Linked DNA regions of Homo sapiens: all the other regions are linked to region 1. The links are chromatin loops, found by intact Hi-C in ENCODE. Cell type or tissue: IMR-90. All regions are shown on one strand. Region 1 overlaps GALNT10 (polypeptide N-acetylgalactosaminyltransferase 10). Region 2 overlaps GALNT10 (polypeptide N-acetylgalactosaminyltransferase 10). Region 3 overlaps GALNT10 (polypeptide N-acetylgalactosaminyltransferase 10).

Region 1 (5,000 bases):
CACACACACACAGAACCCTGGCGAACTGGGCTCGTGAGAGGCTGCCCGAGTGCAGCATCCAGGCGGCACATGGGACTTGCTATAATCCCTGCCCTGGCACGGCTGCCTGGGTATTCAGCTGAAAGAGCTTTCTGGAGCCAACAACAAGAACCAGGCTCATGGGGGTCTCAGTGATAACCTCCCACTGAGGCCTCCGCAAGTCCCTGTGAGCAGGGGCAGACCCACAGACTCGCCCCAGACCATCCAGTCAGTGGCTGGCGCAGATACCGGAAGGAAGCATCCCAGCTGGATTGGAATCCTGTTTCCATCACTTCCTAGCTGCGTGGCCCTGGATATGTTACCTGACCTCTCTGTACCTCAATCCTCACAACTGTTATTTAATTTCATCTAATCATCACCATGACACTAGGAAGTAGTGATGACTTTGCTCATTTTAGGAGAAGGAGCAGGAAGCCCCAGAGGTCAGGCACAGAGCCAGCAAGTGGCAGAGCTGGGCCTGAGGATCAGGTCACATTGGTTCCCAACTCCACACTCTCTCCTCTGCTCTCTCCAGTACAAGGGAGAGGTTTACAGGGTCTCCACAATACTAACCCTTCCCAAGAGACCCCCTAGTTCAGCCCAACACCCACGTAGAGGCACCTACCTCATCCTTGCCCATGGCAGGAAGGCAGAGCACGCATCCTGGAAGAGCAGCAGACTGTGGGCATCAAAGGAAAATAAAGCTCTACCGCCCCAGCCAATCCTCGCAGCCCACAGGAGAGGGATTCCAAAGTGCACCTCCCATCCCTGTCCTGAACTGGAGCCTGATCTGCTTGCATCAGATACAGTGCCACTGCTAAAAGTACCACAGAGCTCCCCTGTGGGTGCTGATTGACAACTTGGGAAGCTGCAGATAAACACACTTCCCAGGAACAGAAGTTCAAGGGCGGGTCCTGAAGCACTCCTGGGGAGAATGGAGTGGGTCCCTGGGGAAAGAGAGGTCTGTCTCCTGTCAGGTGGGTGGAGAGGAGTTCCCTGTTGGACCCTCAGTAGGATTTGTTAAATATGTGATCCTTGGCCAAGCCCAAACCAGCCCCTTCATGCTCTTTGGGCATGGATCCTGGTGTCACCATCCTTAACAGGCTCCCTAGGGATTGTGAAGCACCCTGAAGTTCAAGAAGAACCATTCCTAAGGCTAAGCTTCCAGCATGCAGCCAGCAGTTACTGAGTACCAACCATATGATTCACTTACTCACTCACCCCCTCAGCCATTCAGCAAATATTTTAGGCAAACAAGAGTGACCAAGAGAGAGGTTAGTTCCTGCCTTTAGGAAGCAGACAGTCTGGACAGATTAAAAACAATTACAGCATTGCGTGACAGATTTATATACAGGTCTCCGGGCCCTGGTTGGGAAGAATGCTAACCTAGGCTGCCCTGGCAGGAGTTAGTCAGGTCTAGGGGCAAGGCTGCAGGGAAGAAGGATGTTAGAAATCTTCTAGAGGGCCTCTGATCTAAGTAGGCAGATGAGAAAATCAAGGCTCAGAGGAGCTAAGACCCTTGAGTGACCCCTGGGGGCTGGAGTAACCAAAGAACACTTCCTGGAGGCAGCAGGCTATGAGCTGAATCTAGAAGGATACAGAGGGTCTGGGTTGTCCCAGGGTGGGAGTTGAGAAGGCATCCCCAACAATTGCTTCGCATTCCGAAGTTTCAGGAAGAGGGGTACCAAGAGCAGCCTCTGCATGCACAATTTCCTTCCCACCTCCAATAATCAGAGACTGCACCCACCTGGCTTCTTCCAGTTCTTCTGAACCCTGTGCTGTTAAGCCAACCACTTATCTTCGAATTGCTCACCTTCTAGACAAAGACAATGTTATGCAGCCCTCCCTACCTCCGCCAAAGGGAAGCCACAGAGAATTGAGTCCCTGCCATAGGCGAGGCACTTCACAAAGGCAGCGGCATCACCATGTTTACCAAGCACTTGTTCTGTACCAAGCATTGTGTTTGGGGTTTTACCCACAGTGACTCACTGAACCCTCAAGAGAACTCTCTGCCACAGTTAACATTACTACCATTTTACAGACCAAGAATTCCAGGCACACAGGTCAAGCTTGCCCAAGCCTCGGGTTTTGAATCAGGCAGTGTAGCTCCAAAGCTAGAGCACTATACGCAGCCCCACATGCCTCAAACCAAGAGGAACGGAGACAGGAGGAGGCTGAGGTAGAGGTTTCTCTTCCAGCACACACCACCACCACATGACCTTATGTGCTCCACTTCAGCTACTGAAGAGGCTGTCTTAGGGCAATGGTCCCTCTCACCTGCTCAGATGTCCAGGCTTGCAGGAAGGGCTTAACGGGCAGGGGTGGAAGACAGGTCCTTTGTCCTGCTCAGATATGGAGGAAGTATGGTGGTTAAGGACTCAGCACTAGGTCAGAGTTCAAATACCAGCTCCACCACTACAGGCTGTGCATCCTTGGGCAAGCACCTGCCCCTCTTCGAGCTTCAGTTCCCTCCTTCTTTCCTACCTGGTTACAACAATATTTAACAGATGTACAGGTAAAGGACCTAGCAGAGTAAGTGCTAAATAAATGGTAACTGCTATTACTACTATTAACATTATCAACCTCATTATCAGCCATATCATCATCATTCTTTGGATCAGTATCATTTTATGCTGTGGCTTTCATCACCTGAGAAAACTGAAGACAATTTAACATCTGAAGCTCAGCATTCTCTTAAAGCCATAGGGAAGGAAAAAAATAGGCCTGCTTTTTTCTTTTCTCTCCTATCTACACTCAGCAGAGGGCAGCAAACAGGAACCATTCAAAGATAAGAGGGAGAGAAGAGAGACACATGGAGAGAAAGCTACACACGCATAAATACACACCCACCCACCACAGCAAGCAGAATTGTTTAGCTTCCTCTAGCTTCCAAAGTATGAACACTCCACCTCCTCCAGCTAAGAGGGCCAGGCAGAAAAAACGTGGAAGCTGCAGAGACAGAAGTTCTTTTTCAGCTTGAGAGAAATTTTCAATGAATTGACTTTTAGTGTGTATGGGGGCAGGGGAGACAGTTCTCGGGACGTCTGTGAGGGGAAAGGAAGGCAGCGGCAGAACGGGTAAGTAAGATTCAATAAAGACAGCTTTCAATTGCTCTTTATCTCCACCCTCCACTGTGTGTTGGCAAGCATTTGCACCCAAGCCGTCCTCAGCAACAAACTGAGGTCCACACAGCTAATCATCTCAGCCAAGGGGTGGCAGTGCTGGAATGAGAACACAGACCTCCAGACTGCAGGTTCGGTGCCCAAAAATGGGTCCAGGGTGGCAAAGGGGTTTTCTCTCCAGGACCAAATCTCATCCCCAAGGAGTGATTACTGCCTGGAACACTGTGTCAGCAGGACTCTGGAGTGGATATTTGTGGGCTTCTTCTCTAGATATCTTTCTCCTCTTCCCAAAAGCAGCACCCAGAGTCTTCTCTGGGGAACTGCTCTTCTTAGATCTGGGTAACCTGACTCCACTCCTAGCTCTAGGGTACGTTAAGTCAATCAATACAGCTTCTCCTCCTGAAATCTGCGAATGGTTCAGACAGCACATTAGATCCAAAGTAGACCGGTAAGACCTAAGATCTTGCTAGAGCTTATAGAAAAGATGTTCTCTGTCTTTTGTAGAAGCTACCAGAGGAGACAGACCCTCTCCTCTAGGATCTAGGTGTGGATCTGAGGTCTGAAAGAGCTATTACCATTTTTTGCTGCCATGGAGCCTCAAAACAGAACAAAGCCAACACACAGAGAAAGTCAGAACCAACAGAAACCAGAGGAAAGGAGACCGAGCCCTGACAATGCCACAAACCTCTAGATCACACCATACCTGAAGCCAACTACAGTCACAGGAGCCAATATATTCCCTTACTCATTTCAGCCCACATGGCTCAATTTGTTTTGTTACTTGCAACTGATAGAGAATCTGAGGTGGTTCTTAGGCTCAAGTTCTCTCTGTCTGTCAGGGATAGCAGTAATGGTGCCATGTACTTCCCAGCCTTTAATTCCTCTACTCTTGTCCCTTTGCCACCTTAAATTTTAATCCATTTTAGTTGCTTTTAAAACTATAAAATGAGGCTGGGTATGGTGGCTCACGCCTGTAATCCCAGCACTTTGGGAGGCTGAGGTGGGCAGATCACCTGAGGTCGGGAGTTCGAGACCAGCCTGACCCACACGGAAAAACCCCATCTCTACTAAAAATACAAAATTAGCCAGGCTTGGTGGCGCATGCCTATAATCCCAGCTACTTGGGAAGGCTGAGGCAGGAGAATCACTTGAACCTGGGAGGTGGAGGTTGCGATGGGCCGAGATCACGCCATTGCACTCCAGCCTGGGCAACAAGAGCAAAACTCCGTTTCAAAAAAAAACAAAAACAAAAACAAAACACTATAAAATGTTGGAAAGAAAATGTACAAAAATAGATCTACAAAAAAATAGCCAGATAGGTTCCAGCAGATAATTGGTCTCATTAAGCAGTGGCCTCCAAAATTTGGGGTGATAATCTTGGCTCCTGAAAGAAATAATGGTAGAGAAGGATCAAATATTAGTATATGGAGGGAAAAAATTTCTCATGGTGAAATAGAACAAGAACTTGGAGAATGGATTCTGATCTGCGTTCCTCCCTATGGGAACTTGTTTAATTTGTTTCCCTTTTTCTCGGCCTCAGTTTTCATACCTACAAATTGAGGAGATTGGACTAGATGACTTCTGCAGCCCCCTGCCTGCTCTGATATATTTCAATCATTCAGCAAACACATCCTGTCTTCCAAGAGCCAAATCTTGTGCTTTGTGCTAGAGGAGGATGTGTTCCTACCTTAAGACATTTCCAGCAGGGAGGCCATGATACACTTCTTGCTGCGGGAATTCAGGTGTATATGCGCTACCTCCTTTCCCCACTCCACTGCGCATGAGGAGAAAGGTTCTCTGGAGAAACAAGACTCTTATTCAAGGCCTTCCCTTACCAGTTCTGACACATATATGGGATGC
Region 2 (5,000 bases), 170 kb before region 1:
CTTTAAACACCATAGATGAAAAATTGGTATCATTTCTAATAAAGAGCTAATAATTAAAAATCTCCAACAAATAAGAATTTGTTGTAAGATTTTAGATTTCTACCAGATACTCCTGCCTCTCCACAACTATGAGCTTAAAGTCTGCCCTCTCTTCATCAAGGAGGGAGCTGTGGAAAACCAACCAAGGCTCCTCATTTGAGGTGATCAGAAGAATGAAAAAGAATTGAAAAGAGAAGGCTTTCCCTCCACGTTATCCAGTGTTACTTTTAATGCAAAGTCTCTGAACCACCTGTAATATTTTAGGTGTGACTTAAACTCACTTCTGGGCCAGGCACTGTGCCTATAATCCCAGCACTTCAGGAGGCTGAGGTGGGGGGATCGCTTGAACCGGGTTGAGGCTGCAGTGAGCCATGATCGAGCCACTGCACTCCAGCCTGGATGACAGAGCAAGAACCTGTCTCAATGAATGAATGAATGAATGAGTGAAAAAAATGACTTTTGTGCTGGTACACTTAGGGAAACACTGCTTCCATCACTTTGATTTTTGTCACCAGGAACTTCATTGAGATGAAGTGTGTTTCGTGTTATGTTGTCTGGCATCTTGTAGGCAGGAGAAATTAGAATACAGAGAAAAGATGATCTACATACATACAACCAGAGGCTAGAAGGCTAAAAAATGCTCCAGGTCTTTTCTTGCTTGTGCACAAAGATTAATATGGCTTCCCTCGCCCTTTCCCACTTCTCTTTGGTACAGTGACTCTGTAGAAAGCAGAAATCAATTTGCCCTAATTGAGGGACTAAATCTTTCCAAAAGAGACTTTCTTGGGCAACAAGACAAGAAAGCAAGAGGCATGATCACACTCCAAATATGCTGCTGTTTGGTCAGGAACACTATGTTCGAAAAAAGAAAAAAATCCATAGTCATTGTTTGTGACCACCGCTTCTTCTTGGCTGGGTTCAACTGATAGGTCATTACAACGAGAATGAGATAATCTCCTGTACCACACACCACTACTCCCATCAGAGGGATAAATATCACCCTGGCCGGCTCTAATCATTGAGGCCCCTGCTTGGGCAAAGCCCCATCGCTAAATCACCCCGAATGCAGATGGCCACAGTCATTACAGAGTGACCAATTAAGGCCTTCTGACAGCTTGTGGTAAAGTCAGAGCAATTATTTAGGGGCAATTATGCTTCTCTTGTCCTTATTAGACAGCACATTTACACAAAATCGGGCCGTTGCCCTATTTTACCACACCATCTTCCTAGATGAGGACATTTCATAAAGGCATAGAGTTTTAGAGCTGGGGGGGACTTTAAATGAAGATGATGATGATTATGATGACAATTATAGGGAACAATTATAGAGCCCCTGCTTGCATGCGAAGCTCCCTATTTCATCTATATTATCTCTGACACCCACACCACCACCACAAACTGGCTACTATAGAAGGAGATGCCGAGGCTCAGAGTGGATGATACGAGCTGCTCAAGGAACATAGTTTATAAATGATGATGCCAAGGTCTAAGATTCACCCTGCTTGATTGTAAAAGAGCAGGCTCTTGCTACTGCACCAAACTTCATGTCTGCCTCGCTTTAGTTAGTCCCTTCATTCTACCCAGAGAAGAGCAGGGAGAGCCAGAGAAGTTAAATGTACCTAGAATCAAACAGTGGGTCCTTGACACAGCATGATTATAACCTAGCTCAGAGCTTTTTCCAGCCTCAGATTTACGCCAGCTTCATAAGCCCTAAGGCAGGGCTGACAACCTGCCTTCACCAAAGTGCCTACACTGATGGGTTTGGAAGGGACACCTAAAGCTCTGTTAAGAAAGATTCTGAGGCTGTATCCTGGCTCAGTATGAAAGTGTCAGGACTGAGAAGAGATGCCTCAGCGTCTGACACAGCATCCCTAATGCCACATACTCATCACCCCTATTCTAGGGGCTGCCCTGATTGTAAACAGCACAGAACTGTTTTTATCCTTATTACCCCTAATTTAATAATGACTCAGAGCCATCCAATAGACACCGAGGCTGATTCTGAAGGTGGGAAAGCCCATCATTGTAAGGCATTACACAGGTGTTAGATGAGCACTTATCAGAGCTGACAGATGGATTCTGTGGCACACACATCTGGTGCCCCACCCATACCCCCTCTCAGCATTTGGTCTCATGCCTGCCTGCCTGCAACCTGCCAGCATCTGCCATTCTGCCCCAGGGGCTGCCGAGGTCCATGTGTCGGACCTCGGCCAACAACCCCCGGAGCTCCCTCACCCCTCAGGTGGGATGACACTGAGCACATGCTCCATGCTGGCTCCCAGAATTCTCAGTGGACCATGCATAGCCGCCCGCAGTGCTGCCTGTCCTGCAGTGCTGCCTGTCACAGGCACTCTTCCTGGTGGCCCCTCTTTCTGTTCTTACTTATGTACTTTCTTGCTGATATTTCCTGGCATCTCCTCCCAAATAAACTATTTGCACTGTCCCAGGATCTGCTTCAGAAAACCCAAACTCAGATTCCAAGTAGCAGGCATGACTTAGAAGATCTCCAAAGCTGAATGCATGATTCCATGAAGCTCACAGTGATTACTTCAGCACAGCAACATGTAGTTCTTCGGTGCCCACTTTCTCCAAACAATGGCTAACACGTTTTTTAGTACTCACTCGAACCACAGCCCCAGAAGCTTTACACCTGTTTAATCCTTTAATATTCACAAAACCTCTATGATGCTAGTCACTAATTAGTACCCTCATTTTGCTGATGAGGAAACTGAGGGCACAGAGAGGTTAAGTAACTTTTCCAAGCTCCACACAGTAAGTGGCAGGTATTGGATTAAAACCCAGGCAATCTGGCTCCAGAGTCTGTAGTTTTCTTTGTTAAACTTTAAACATTAAGAATCACTGCAAACATATATTTAAAAAGTAGAATAGAATGATGAACCTTCCATAGACCCATCCTTTAGCTTTATGTCTCTTGTTTCATCTCTGTCCCTGCCCACGGGATGATTTGGAAGCGAATGGAGTCTGTACTTGTAACCACCAAGCTGTAAGAGAAGAGCCCAGGGGATTAACGGAGAAGGATGTAACAACTTCAACTTGTGTAACTCTTGTTCCTCTGCCAAGAACACTCCCAGTAAGTTATCTCAGTGTTGGGCAGGCAGTAACTTCTCAGGAAATACTTGATTATCCCAAGGACTCCTCAGAGCCAATGCAAGGAGAATGGGGCAGGCAGGTAACATCACTTCTGATATTACTGGAGAGAAAACTGAGACCTAGGGAAAGCCTTGCCCCAACTCTCTCAGCTGGTGAGGTCTGAGTGAGGCCAGAACTCAGGGCCCACGCTTCCCACAGTCCTCTCTCTACATGCTGCCCTGAGTGTGTGCACACGTGTGTGTGTGTGTGTGTGTACACACACACACACACACACACACACTGTGGTGTGTCTGGGGCCTCTGGCTCTCTTGATTCCTGTCTTAAAGTGGAGCCTCTCCCTCCTGTCTGGTCTGAAGGGTTCTTAGGACTCTGATGATGGTTCTACCGGGTGGACTGTGGCATAAGGAGGAGTTGTTGTGGCTTGAATCATGTCCCCCAAAAAGACATATTGAAGTCCTAACCCCTGGTTGTTGTGAATGTGGCTTTATTTGGAAACAGGGTCTTTGCAGATGTAGTTATGTTAAGACGGGGTCATACTGGATTAGGGTGGGCACTCATCCAATGGCTGGTATATTTTTAAGAAGAGAGAAATCTGGACCCAGACACACAGAGAGGATACTGTGTGATGATGGAGGCAGAGACTGGAGTAGTGAGTCTATGAGCCAAGGAATGCCAAGGCTTGCCAGCAATACCAGAAGCTGGGAACAGGCATGGAATCCTCCCGAGGACTTCAGAGACAGCATGGCACTGATTTTGGACTTGGAGGCTCCAGAACTGTGAGAGAATGAACTTCTGTTTTAAGCCATCCAGTTTTTGGTTCTCTGTTACAGCAGCCCTAGGAAACTAAGATAGGAGCAGTAAGATTCTCACACACTGGCACTGTGACAGTGACATGGCAGGAATACAGCCTGCTGGCAGCCTCTGCTGAGCCTGGTCTGGAGCACTGCACTCCACGGCCTACTGCACTGGCTAGGGCTCGCCCCTCTGTAGTCTAGTCTGTTTGTAGCAGTTCGAGCAGTCTTTAAAAGCAGCAGTACATTGCATCTTGTCACTCTTCCACTCTCCTGCTTAAATTTAAACCCTTCAATGGCTTCCCCTGGCTCTTGGAAGAAAGGTCATATGGCAAGGTGTGCACAGTCAGTCTCTGTTCCCTCTTCAGCCTCGTCTTGCCCCCTCCCTCAACGATGCTCCCTCCCTTACTATCTTATTTCTGGTGTTCAAAGGCCCCAGGATGTCTCCTTCAGCCTCAGGTTCTCTGCCCGTGCTCGTCCTTCTACCTGGATTGGTTGACATCCCAAAGCCTCCATACAATTCCTCCCAGTTAACTCCTGCTCATCCTTCAGATCCCAGTGCCAATTCAACTCCTTACAAAGCCTTTCCTGATGTACCCAAACCACAGCAGGTTCCTAGGTCAGCCCCTTGCAAAGGCCTGGAACTCATCCTTCAAGGCACTCAGCTCAGATTACCCTGCATATTTATGGAATTCCTCACTGTCTCTTTCACTCAACCCTAAGCTTATGAGGGCAAGTTCTGTGAATGCTCCTCTCACCAGGGTGTCCTCGTGCCTAGCACCCAAGCCAGAGGCGTCTGCGAACCTTCATCTCATCTGATTTTCACAACCCTGTGAGGGAAGCAGGTCCCAGTTCAACACCTTCACTTCAAGACAAGGTCCAGAAAACATTTCTTGTCCAAGGCTACACAGCTAACAAGTTATGTGCTGAAGATAGGACTCAGATATAGTTTGCTTCGTTCAGGAATCTTCACTACTCTGTGTAATCAGATCAATTCCCAAGTGGAATATTTCAGAGTTTCAATCTCTGATGCCACTGAGCCTTGCAGAAACAGCACTG
Region 3 (5,000 bases), 79 kb before region 1:
TTAGCTGGGTGTGGTGGTGCATGCCTGTACTCCCAGCTACTTGGGAGGCTGAGGCAGGAGAATTACTTGAACCTGGGAGGCGGAGGTTGTGGTGAGCCGAGATCGTGCCATTGTACTCCAGCCTGGGCAACAAGAGCAAAGCTCCATCTCAAAAAAAAAAAAAAAACAAAACAACAACAACAACAACAACAACAAAAACTAGCATTAAATATCATTTTACACCTGCTAGGCTAGCTATAATTTAAAAAGTGGAAAACAACAAGTGTTAGTGAGGATGTGGGTGGAGAAATTGAAACCTTTGTGCACTGCTAGTAAACATGCAAAATGGTGCAGCTGCTGTTAAAAACTTTTGTGGTTTCCAAAAGGTTAAATGTAGAACTACCATATGATCCAACAATTCCATTTTAGGTATGTATCTAAAAGAACTGAAAGCAGGGACTCAAACAGACATTCCTAGGCCAATGTTCATAATAGTCACATTACCACAATAGGCAAAAGGTAGCAACAACTCAAGTGTCCATTAATAGATGAAGGTAGAAACAAGATGTGACATATATATAAAATGGAATATTATTAAGTCATAAAGAAGAATGGAATTTTGATATCTACTACAACATGGATAGACCTTGACCATATTATGCTTAGTGAAACAAGCCTGACACAGCAGGTCATACATTGTATGATTCCACTTATATGAGGTACCTAGAATAGGCAAACTCATAAAGACAGAAAGTAGAACAGAGGTTACAGGGGAGTAAGAACGGGGATTGTTGTTTACAGGGAGTTATTGTTGGGAATCATTAAAAAATTGGGTATAGATAGTGGTAATGGTTACATAGCATTGTGAACATATTTAATGCCACACAATTGTACACTTATGAATGGTTAAAATGACAACTATTATATTCATTTAGCACAATAAAAAAATACCTCCCTTCTCCTCCCCTCTAAAAAAGCCAATTCTTCTCATTTTCAACTCTTACATATTCTAATACCCTTCTGGTGATTCATAAAGTATATTAGCATATTAAAGGCTCTTTGAAGTCACACAGAAAAGAAAGCTGTCTAACTTTGTTTAATCCAGCATTTCACAAGTTTATTTGACTAGAAGTCCCCAACTCCAACAACCACTCATCTACCCCCACCCACTAGACAATGATTAATACCCTAGGAAGCTCACAGACTTTTTTGATGCTTATAAGATTGGGTTGATGAGGGAGAATACAACATGATTCTTCCCCTTGGCAGTGTGCAATCCAGTTTTGTTTTGTTTTAAAAAAGCTCACAGACATGAAACAACTACACCAAGATTTCAAACTGACATACTAACTTGGAAGGAGGGAAATAAAGTTTATGTTAACATTTTCCAAAGGAAGGTTTCAGTCAATTTCTGAAGCATCCGTCACCCATCTGGTCCACTCATTCATCCATTCATCCATCTATCCATTCACCTAAAACATGTTTATTGTGCAATTACTATTTTTTTGGCCTTAGGTTAGGTACTCCAGGGAATATCATAAAAGACAATGATTTATGTCTATGATACAGGACAGATTGGAGATCCTTTCATTTCAAAAACTGCTACTGGGACCTGGGAGAAGAACCACAAATTCTCAGAAGCCAGAAGAATGGTTCTGGGAACAGTTTTGCAGAGGAGCACCGGGGCTGGGTGTTGATAATGAGTACCACATGAGTAAAGGTAATAAAGTTGCCCTGAAATACTCCTCTTTTGTCTTTCACTCACAAAGAAGACTGTAGACTATTTTATAAGCCTGGCTTCTGATAACTCTGGTTTATGGGTCACTGTACCTTTTCCAAATGGTTTATTACATGCAGATTTCTCCAAAAGCCTTGGCTTAGCTTGAGAAACAATGCATTTGAATTTCTTTCATTCTAGAGTTTAGGAAGATTTCTCAGGATTACTATAGTAGATTGTGAAAGTGGTCTCAATCCTCCATCCCAGGCCCTTTGCAAAGGGATTGTGCAGCTCCTCCCATCAAAAGTGGGTCTCTTTCCACACCTATTGAAGTTGGTCTGGCTCTGTGACTTGCCTTGGCCAAAAGAATGAGGTAGAAGTGACAGTGTGCCAGCTTGAGTCCAAGCTTCGAGAGACTTGTACTCTTTCATACTTATTTCTCATCCTTCTTCCTCCTCTATGAGAACAAACCCAGCCTAGTATGCTAGAAAGATGTTAGAGGCAAGCAGAAGATAAGACATGTGGAGAAGAACTGAGGTAATCCTAGACAGCTGACAGAGAGCCAAGCCCCAAGGATATGAGAGACCCCAGCCAAGTTTAGCAGAGCTGCCCAGCCCAGCCCCAGTTGACCAGAGATACATGAGTCAGCACAGCCAAGGCCAGAGAAACCACCCGACTGATGTGTAGTCCTTTGAGCAACAACATATGGTTGTTGTTTGAGGTCACTGAGCTTTGGAGTAATTTGTTATACAGCATTGTTTATGGTAAGGAGGAATCAAATGACCTTAGAGAGGATTCAGTTCCGTTCTGTGTTTGCAAGCTAAGGTGCCAAAATAGAAACAGAACTGTTTGTATCTTGTCCTCCCACCTCATTTTTTAAGATCCAAACAACACCTATCTTCTGAGGTTCAGTTCAAACACCACATCTTCAAGAGGCCCCACTTCTATCCCCGCTCCGCTTACAAAATAATCTCCCTTCCACTGACCTCTCACTGCACTCTGTCTGCCTCTCTCTTTTTGGAAGTTACCACTTAAAGTCTTAAACTATAGCCATTTATATACATGTTATTCCCTCTTACTGGACTCTAAACTAGTGTTTTTAAACTATCTGTAATGAAGAACCACTTCAATTTCTAATTCACTGTGAATGAAACCATCTGTGGTAGGCAGAATTCTAAGAATGACTTCCAATGACCTTCATCCTCCTATAATCCCCTCCCCTTTGAGTGGAGATGGAACCTGTGAATATGATGAGATATCACTCCTGTGATTACATCAAGTTATATGGCAAAAAGGAGATTATCCAGGTCGACTTAACCTAATCACACACAAAAAGCTGAGAGCTTTCTCCATCTGGCGGTACTGAAGGAAGTCAAAGTGATTTGAAGAGAGAGAAGAATTAAATATGGCATTGCTGGTTTTGTAGATCAAGGGGGCCATGTATGGGTAGCCTCTAGGAACAGACAGCAACCCCTGGCCTGCACAAAAACCAGGGGCCTCAATCCTGAACTGCAAAAAACTGAATTCTGCCAACACCCTGAATGAGTCTGGAAGTGGACTCTTCTCCAGAGCCTCCAGATAAGAGCCCAGCCTGGCTGAAACATTGATTTTGGCCTTGTCAGACCCTAAGCAGAAACTCCTGTTTAGTCAGCTTAGTTAGACTCATGACCTGTAAAACTCTGAACTAATAAATTCTTATTGTTTTAAGCCACTAAATATGTAGCGACTTGTTACACAGCAACAGGAACATGATATACTTCTCAATAGTATGGCAGATTGTATTTTCAAAGGCTAGCTGCAATGAAATCTTCTGTCCCTTGTGCTCTTCTACAACCTTTCCACAAGCTCACTGAGAGATGGAATTTCCATCCTCTGCCTTTGAACTTGGGCAAACCTTTGTGAATGCTTCAATCAATAGAGTTTGGCAGCAGAGATGCAAAGTGACTTCTGATTTCTACATGACTAGATCATAAAAGTGCCAGGCACATTTTCCTTGTTCTCTTGGGACATTCATTCTTGGATCCCAGCCACCATGCTATGAAGAAGCTCCTCTATGGAGAGGTCGACATGGAAAGGAACTGACAGCCAGCACCACCTCACCAGTCATGCGAATGAGCCATCTTGGAAGTGGATGCTGTGGCCCCTGCTGACCCACCTGGCAGGCGCTGTGTGCAGCAGAGATAAAGTGTTCTGCAAAGTCCTGCTCAAATTGTAGATTTGAAGAAATGAATGACTGTTGTTCTTTTAAAGCCACTAAGTTTGGGGGCAATTTGTTAAGCACCAATAGTAACTGAAACAAGTGTGCAGCTTGTGTCACATGCAATTCACCACACGAGCCTGACAGCATGTGAACTGCTCTATGTCTATTCAACAAGATAAGTCTACTGAGCATGCACCTGGCTGTCATGGCAATATCAAACTACAACAAAAGTTTCTGAACAACTATCCTCAATTCCCCTATCTATCTCATTGTGAACTGGTGCTGGTCTGCAGACTACATTTTGAGAGGCATTGCTATAAAACATCTCTGGGCCAGACCCATTTTTATTCATCTCTGTATCCTCCCACGTGCTTTTTAGAATTCCTGGAAATAGGAGCAACTCAGTAAATGTTTATGAACTGAATAGAAGACCCAAAGAAAGCTGAGTCTGGAAGCTCAACTCATTCGTTTTATAGACGGTGATGTGGTAGTCCAGAGAGGTGAAGGAGTACACTCAGGGTCATGGAATGAGCCAGTGTCAGAACCAGGAGAAAGCCACAGAATTCCTGAAACCTTCCAATCCAGACGTTGGAAACTCAGCTGCTTATGTATGTTGTGAAGGGGGAGTGGCCAGGTGTAAGGCACTGCAGAAATATGATGGCTGGGGGAGAGGCGAGTGCATGCATGCCCATGTGAGGGGCAGCTGCTACCCCAGCTCCAGCCAACTGTTGCCAAGTGAGGGCCAATGGAACTAGATGTTCATTTTTCAAAGAGCAGCTGGAAAATTCAGATTTCTAGGGGCTATTTCTTGATTTTTAGTTTATTACATTAGATAAACAAACATGTTTGCAGGCTAGATTTTATCTAGCAGGCCACCAATTTGCAATTCCTGAGCTGGTTGAGTACCTGTAATTTACAGATAAGGAAAAATGAGGTCCTGAGAGGTTACAGGTTTCACCAAGAACACGTAGGAAGAGGTGGCAAGGCCATTTTCTGACTTGTCCAGGAATTTGGTGACGATGATGGTGACCCACATTTATTGAGCTCCTATCATGGGCAAGGCAATATACCAGGCACTTAGACCTATAGTTTCATTTAATCTTT

What was found. A loop is a pair of places that touch in the nucleus more often than their neighbours do. Peaks named below come from ENCODE experiments on the same cell type or tissue, not always from the same donor. Only the 100,000 strongest peaks of a DNase experiment are listed, where the experiment ranks them.
Region 2: it touches region 1 in a loop (4-fold over the local background); 11 of 110 quality-filtered maps call a loop at or near these places.
Region 3: it touches region 1 in a loop (3.0-fold over the local background); 23 of 110 quality-filtered maps call a loop at or near these places.

The regions. Positions count from the first base shown.
Region 1 is chr5:154,195,312-154,200,311 of GRCh38, reverse strand. The region is part of intron 1 of GALNT10 (polypeptide N-acetylgalactosaminyltransferase 10); the gene reads right to left. Among named protein-coding and RNA genes, the nearest start is that of GALNT10, 7.1 kb to the right of the region's middle. In IMR-90, a CTCF peak has its summit at 2,783 (motif pointing right); DNase peaks (open chromatin) are centred at 1,261 and 2,831; H3K27ac peaks cover 2,383 bases.
Region 2 is chr5:154,369,968-154,374,967 of GRCh38, reverse strand. All of the region lies in intron 4 of GALNT10 (polypeptide N-acetylgalactosaminyltransferase 10), which reads right to left. Among named protein-coding and RNA genes, the nearest start is that of MIR1294, 25 kb to the right of the region's middle. RefSeq lists an enhancer at 4,270-4,928. In IMR-90, no CTCF peak of the experiment used is centred here; a DNase peak (open chromatin) is centred at 3,087; H3K27ac peaks cover 260 bases.
Region 3 is chr5:154,274,471-154,279,470 of GRCh38, reverse strand. All of the region lies in intron 1 of GALNT10 (polypeptide N-acetylgalactosaminyltransferase 10), which reads right to left. Among named protein-coding and RNA genes, the nearest start is that of MIR1294, 70 kb to the left of the region's middle. RefSeq lists an enhancer at 2,443-2,492. In IMR-90, no CTCF peak of the experiment used is centred here; a DNase peak (open chromatin) is centred at 2,340; H3K27ac peaks cover 480 bases.